2 separate regions of the Homo sapiens genome follow, and region 2 is linked to region 1. A link is a contact called in ENCODE Hi-C or POLR2A ChIA-PET data. All regions are on one chromosome and are shown on one strand. Each heading gives the region's core, a stretch centred on a gene start or an enhancer-like site at or near the end of the contact. The rest is flanking DNA. Distances are from core to core; before and after follow the strand shown. Region 1 overlaps CNIH4 (cornichon family member 4). Region 2 has its middle 14 kb from the start of DEGS1.

What was found. A loop is a pair of places that touch in the nucleus more often than their neighbours do. ChIA-PET counts read pairs that join two places held with the same protein, here RNA polymerase II (POLR2A). Pooled maps may share reads with other maps.
Region 2: a loop to region 1 is called in a pooled map, with 3 times the contacts of the local background. The contact joins two enhancer-like sites. A Hi-C loop is called at or near these places in 1 of 168 maps with a recorded cell type or tissue (endothelial cell of hepatic sinusoid) and 9 of 50 pooled maps. POLR2A ChIA-PET finds 5 or more read pairs at or near these places in 5 of 52 experiments (B cell, CD8-positive, alpha-beta memory T cell, HepG2 and 2 more).

What each region holds. Positions count from the first base shown.
Region 1 is chr1:224,378,350-224,381,851 of GRCh38, forward strand. CNIH4 (cornichon family member 4) reads left to right here. Exons shown (of 5, transcript NM_014184.4): 5 at 1-1,103. Among named protein-coding and RNA genes, the nearest start is that of MIR4742, 18 kb to the right of the region's middle. Within about 2 kb of position 1,847, at least 5 of the 41 ENCODE cell types and tissues checked have a DNase peak (open chromatin) inside an H3K27ac peak, as active enhancers do.
Region 2 is chr1:224,167,501-224,171,002 of GRCh38, forward strand. No RefSeq gene overlaps it. Among named protein-coding and RNA genes, the nearest start is that of DEGS1, 14 kb to the right of the region's middle. RefSeq lists enhancers at 1,621-2,590, 2,591-3,502. Within about 2 kb of position 1,636, at least 9 of the 41 ENCODE cell types and tissues checked have a DNase peak (open chromatin) inside an H3K27ac peak, as active enhancers do.

The DNA.
Region 1 (3,502 bases), core at 597-3,096:
AACAATTTTTTTAGGGGCACTTCTACAAATCATGAAAGGGGGATAAAAGCACTGACTTTAAAAAGCCATGTTTAAGATGCTATAAATGTTCTCCCCTTTTCATTGATTGGAGAGTTGTAGAGGACCTTAGAGATCATTTTGTCTAACTCCCTCATCCCAAAGATAAACTGAGGCCTAGAGATCGTTCAGGGTGTTGTAACTGGGAACATCTGAATGCTGAGGCCTAGAGATCGTTCAGGGTGTTGTAACTGGGAACATCTGAATGCTGAGGCCTAGAGATCGTTCAGGGTGTTGTAACTGGGAACATCTGAATGCTGAGGCCTAGAGATCGTTCAGGGTGTTGTAACTGGGAACATCTGAATGCTGAGGCCTAGAGATCGTTCAGGGTGTTGTAACTGGGAACATCTGAATGCTGAGGCCTAGAGATCGTTCAGGGTGTTGTAACTGGGAACATCTGAATGCTGAGGCCTAGAGATCGTTCAGGGTGTTGTAACTGGGAACATCTGAATGCTGAGGCCTAGAGATCGTTCAGGGTGTTGTAACTGGGAACATCTGAATGCTGAGGCTTAGTCCAGTGTTCTCTCTCCCTTACCACTCCTCTTCCCCTTCCCTCTATAATGGCAGTACCCAGGGCCCGGTCCATAGACTACTATCGAGTGCTCCTATGTGCATCTTAGTACGTATCATTTTCCCTTGCCTTTTTCCTTCTATCCTTTCAGTGGTAGCAACTGCCCTTGCTAATCACCGTAACCTCGGCTGAGAAAGAAGAGGAAGCGAAATCCAAGATGCAGCTCAGTTCATCAAAGCCTAGCAGGTCCCCTCAGCTGCCTTTTCATGCCTGCCACAGACTACAGTAGGACAAAACCTGACCTGGTCTTTGAAGTTAAGAGCTAAGAAAGCTTCCTATAGTAGTATCTCCCATGGCACTTACCACATTCTATCTGGTATTACAGTTATTTGTATGCAATTAATCACTCTTAGATTGTATGTTCCTGGAGGGCAGAATATGCCCATTCATATTTGTATCTTCTTCCTTCTGCTCTTGGCACCTAACACAGTGCCTTGCACACAAACAATAAATGATTGTTGAGTGAATAAGTAAACCTGATTGTGGTGTTCTATTGCTTTTTCAGCAAGAAGTCAAACTGATGGCCTTTAAGTCAGAGAAGCAGCAATGGAGCAACATAATCAAAGTTGACCATCTTTGTTTTCAAGACAGTCACATTATGAAATATTCTGACATGCTAGGCTAGGAAATGGCTATAACTGGTTCACTTGAGACTGGAGAAATCAGCTTTGCTAACAGGTAATACTTTGTCAAGTAGTGAGAAATATTATATACTAGGTATAATTAGTTGTCCCCAAAATCTAAATAAACTTGTTCTAATATATGGAAAAGGGCAGCAAGATAGAGAAGGTAAGTTTGAAATTCTACAATATCTGGATCTTTGTCACCTGAGTTTATGTACTTTAAACCAAATATACTATTTTACTATGTAGTATAGCAAAGATTGAAATATTCTTGGTAAATGAAGCCTTTTGGATCTAAGCCATATTTTTCAGGAATTTTTGAAAAGGTAACTTTTTTTTGCTTCAGTTAAATACAGTCTAATGACTGAAGGTCATTCAAAGCTTTCGGGTTATCATTCTTCACTACAGTAATCACAATAATGGTCTGGACATGCTGAAGGGACTGTTCACTGAGCTAACTTGGTTCTGAGCTCAGGTGCTCTTTAATAAGTTCTTGGGTAAAGGCTGCTTTTATTTTTAATTGCTTCCCTCTGAAGCTGGGTGGAGAAGAGTGAGTGGGTGGGTGGTCGGAATCAGCAGGCTGAGAGAGAACTCAGTGGTTTGCCTGTGGCTTCCTCTGCTGTATATTTGGTTTGCTACATCCGTTATGGAGCAATCTTGGTTTCATCTATATCAGTTCCCATTAAACGTTAGCACCTAGTTAGAATGTGAGTTAGTTGAACATACACTTTAATTCCTGTTTTCTAGATCTTATTTCACAGGTTGGATGCAAACTGGGTGAGAATTGAACCTCTCGTGTTGCTTAATTAAAAGTAACACATTTGACTGCCACTGGTATCTATCAGAAAGAGACCTGTGGAGCAGGTTGAATCCTCTGGGGTAGCTTTATATAAATTTGCCAACTTTCTGGGACAGAGTAATAGGATTTACCCGTGTTAGTTGGTAATTTTCTATTTTACCAGGTACAATAATCAACTTACGGTCATACTTGCTGATTCAAACAGCAGAGAAAAAAAATAAACTTACAGTCATTCTTCTTTTATCCATTACCTACCACCTTCTTTGCCCTCCACTGCCCTCCATTTTGAAGCAAATCCCAGACCTTGTTACATCTGTCATATTTTAGTATGTTTCTCTGTAAGATAAGGGTTCTTAAAACACATGCGACTAGAGGAGCAGTGTCACACAAACTGGCAATTCCTTAGAATTAAGTATCTAGGCCAGGCACAGTGGCTCATGCCTGTAATCCCAGCACTTTGGAAAGACAAGGTGGGAGGATCACTTGAGGCCAGGAGGTCGAGACACCCCTAGGCAAAATAGTGAGACCCCATCTCTTAAAAAAAAATTAGCCGATATAGGCACCTATATAGTCCTAGCTACTTGGGAGGCTGACGTGGAGGGATGGCTTGAGCCCAGGAGTTCAAGGTTACAGAGAGCTATGATCACATCTCTGTACTCTAGCCTGGGTAACAGAGCAAGACCCTGTCTCTTGAAAAAAGATTAAAATTTGTTGTGGAGGTTTCCCTCTACAAAACTTGAGTCTGTTTTACAATTAGAGCAATCAGGCCGGGTGCGGTGGCTCATGCCTGTAATCCCAGCACTTTAGGAGGCCAAGGCAGGCAGATCACTTGAGGGCAGGGGTTCAAGACCACCCTGGCCAACATGGTGAAACTTCATCTCTACTAAAAATACAAAAATGGGGCACGGTGGCTCACGCCTGTAATCCCAGCACTTTGGGAGGCCGAGGCGGGTGGATCACAGGGTTAGGAATTCCAGACCAGCCTGACCAACATGGTGAAACCCCGTCTCTACTAAAAATACAAAAATTAGCCAGGCGTTATGGCGGGTGCCTGTAATCCCAGCTACTTGGGAGGCTGAGGCAGGAGAATTGTTTGAACCTGGGAGGCAGAGGTTGCAGTGAGCCGAGATCGCACCACTGCACTCCAGCCTGGGCAACACAGTGAGACTCCATCTCAAAAAAATAATAAAAATAAAAAATAAACAAAAATTAGCCGGACATGGTGGTGCGTGTCTAGTCCCAGCTACTTGGAGGCTGAGACGTGATATAATCGCTTGAACCTGGGAGGCAGAGGTTGCAGTGAGCTGAGATCCACCACTGCACTCCAGCCTGGGTGACAGAGCGAGACTTAAAAAACAAAAAAACAAAAAACCCCGAAGCAATCAATATGAAGGAGTCTCCTGAATTTCAAGTGTCATTTCCTTCTGTCAGTTAAGGAGTTCACTAGAATCA
Region 2 (3,502 bases), core at 386-2,885, 210 kb before region 1:
GGACTACAGGCGCCCGCCGCTACACCCGGCTAATTTTTTGTATTTTTAGTAGAGACACGGTTTTACCATGTTAGCCAGGATGGTCGCGATCTCCTGACCACGTGATCCGCCTGCCTCGGCCTCCCAAAGTGCTGGGATTACAGGTGTGAGCCACCGCGCCCGGCCATGTTTTTCTATTTTTAAACCATGGAAGTGTATTCAACAATTAAACCAGCTGCTATAGACTGAAAGTTTGTGTCCCCGCAAAATGTATGCCTTGAAGCCTAATCCTCAAGGGGAGGAGACTAGGAGGTTGGGCTTTGGGGAGGTGATTATGTTCATGAGGGTGAAGTCTTCATGAATGGGGTTAGTGTTCTTTTAAAAGAGACACCAGGCTGGGTGCGGTGGCTCACGCCTGTAATCCCAGCACTTTGGGAAGCCGAAGCAGGCGGGTCACCTGAGGTCAGCAGTTTGAGACCACCCTGGCCAACATGTGAAACCCCATCTCTACTAAAAATACAAAAATTAGCCAGGCATGGTGGGGTGCACCTGTAGTCCCAGTTACTTGGGAGGCTGAGGCAGGAGAATTTCTTGAACCCAGGAAGCAGAGGTTGCAGTGAGCTGAGATCATACCATTGCACTCCAGCCTGGGTGACAGAGCGAGACTCCATCTCAAAAAAATTAATTAATTAATTAATTAATTAAATAAAAGGGACCTCAGAAAACTCCTTCACCTCTTCTGCCATGTGAGGTTATAGCCAGAAGACGGCCATCCACGAACAAGGAAGCAGCCCCTCACCAGATACTGAATATGCCAGTGCCTTGATCTTGGACTTCCCAGGCTCCAGAATTTTTTTTTTTTTTTTTTGAGACGGAGTCTCTGTCACCCAGGCGGGAGTGCAATGGCACGATCTGGGCTCACTGCAACCTCTACCTCCCGAGTTCAAGCGATTCTCCCACCTCAGCCTCCCGAGTAGCTGGGATTACAGGCATGCGCCACCATACCTGGCTAATTTTGTATTTTTAGTAGAGATGAGGTTTCTCCATGTTGCTCAGGTTGGTCTCAAACTCCCGACCTCAGGTGATCCACCCACCTCAGCCTCCCAAAGTGCTGGGATTACAGGGGTGAGCCACCACGCCCAGCCTAATTTTTGTATTCTTAGTAGAGACGGGTTTTCACCATGTTGGCCAGGCTGGTTTCGAACTCTTGACCTTGTGATCCATCCGCTTTGGCCTCCCAAAGTGCTGGGATTATAGGCGTGAGCTACTGTGCCTGGCCAGACTGTTTTCTTAAAAACCAAAAGCCTGGGAAGAAAAACAAAATATCTTGCAAATGTATTCTCAATCCCAGTCAATCCCCTGCAAAACTCAGACTCTGGAAGAATGAAAGCTATGCGCTCTTTTCTCCACTCATTCATATTGTTGGCTTCACACAGATAGAAAAAGCTACTTCATCCTGCAGAACTGCTCTATCAGTTCATGGTGTTTTCCTGGATCCTGGACCCCTGCCTTCCCCACCATGAGTCACCTCTGGATCGAGTCCATCTTCTATTTGGGATTTGGAACCAGACAACCTTTGTCCCTTTTTAGCCTCTGCTGCACTCTAAGCTGTGTGATCTAAGACACGTCACTCACATTCTGGAAGTATTCGCTTCCTCATACATGAAATGGGGGAAATTTCTCTAACCATAAGCCTGCGGTTTTGATTTCAGTGCTCACTAGTTCAAGACTTTTCTTCTTGCCTATGCCCCTTCACCCTCTTCCTTTGTCAATTTCCTTTTTCATAAGCTGTGGCTGCTGGTGAGTAAAATAGTCATCTGAGTACAACTGCTTTTGCATGAGCTAGACTTGGAAGGGTGCAAATGGAAGCAGATTCATTTCTTCTCAGTAACTGCTCTTTTAGACTGTCCTGTTGCATTGTTCTGCCCTGATCCCAGAAGGAATCTCAGGCAGATCCCAGAGCCTTGTAGACTCTCCTGGTCACTAACAAATTAATCACCTTTATCCAGTTATTAAAAAATCCAGCCCGATCCGAAGAAAGACTTTATTGTCTCAATTGATTAAAGCTTCTTTCCTCTTTTTTTTCTCTTTTTTTGAGACGGAGTCTTGCTCTGTCGCACAGGCTGGAGTGCAGTGGTGCGATCTTGGCTCACTGCAGCCTCCACCTCCCGGGTTCAAGCGATTTTCCTGCCTCAGCCTCCCAAGTAGCTGGGATTACAGGTGCCTGCCACCAAGCCCAGCTAATTTTTGCATTTTTAGTAGAGACGGGGTTTCGCCATGTTGGACAGGCTGGTCTTGAACTGCTGACCTCAGGTGATCTGCCTGCCTTGGCCTCCCAAAATTCTGGGATTACAGGCATGAGCCACTGTGCCCTCCCGCTTCTTTCTTCTTTCTGTAAGTCAGGCCTGAGTTGGACTTCGGAGAAGCTTTGAGTTGGGCTTCTCCTTTTCAGTGGAGAAGGGCAGGAAGGAGGATGTCTTCCATTTATTCTCTTTGCTTTTCCTCCTCCCCCTCCTGCAAGACTCTCTGCTGTCTAACTCAGTGGGGAGGAGAGACAGAATAAAGAAAAAAAATCTGCATTACTGGTATGGTTGGAATCTGTCATGTGTGTCTCTTGGTTGAGGCAGAGATCACACTTTGGGGCTGTTTTCCCCAAGGCATTTTCCACTGTTGTTGTTGCTTTCTTTTTCTTTTTTTAAGAGATAAGGTCTTGCCCTATCACTCACTACAGTCTTGAACTCCTGAGCTCAAGTGATCCTCCTGCCTCAGCTTACTGAGTAGCTGGGACTACCATGCCTGGCTAATTATTTTTATTTTTGATAGATGCAGAGTCTTGCTACATTGCCCAGGCTGGCCTCAAACTCCTGGCCACAAGCGATCTTCCTGTCTTAGCCTCCCAAAGTGCTGGAATTACAGGCATAAGCCACTGCTGTCAGCCCTCCATTGGTTTTTAAATAATCTCCTCACGGGTTACCTTCACCATGAATTTTTCTTCCAAGTTACCATACAGCTGACTCATAGGAACCCCTCCTTAGCCCTAGGTATCTGGTGGTAAATGTTCTTTCAAAAAGAAGCATTAGGATGCATGACCTATGAGGCCATAGACAGCAACCAAATCTAGCCCTTGTCAAACGGTTACACATCTGGTCCACCTATACCTGATCAACCTGGCAGAAAAGCTACTATCAGCAGAGACCCTCTGTCCATACTCAGTGACCACGGACAGCTTCTGATTTCCCCTCACCTTTAGGCATGCTCAAGTCCAAGTCAGGTACCAGTCCCTGTGTCTCTCCAAACACAAAAGTCAAGTTGGAGGAATGGTTCTGAGAAACTCTTCACTTGGCTGTAATTAACAAAGCAACAGTTCCTTCTGCCACCAGAGGGTGTGCAGCAAGGATGGGCAGCACAACCTGCTACCAACTCTCTCTAAAGAAATTCTTTTCTCTTTTTTTTTTTTTTTTTTTGAGACGGAGTTTCACTCTTGATGCCCAGGCTGGAGTGCAATGGCGCAATCTTGGCTCAC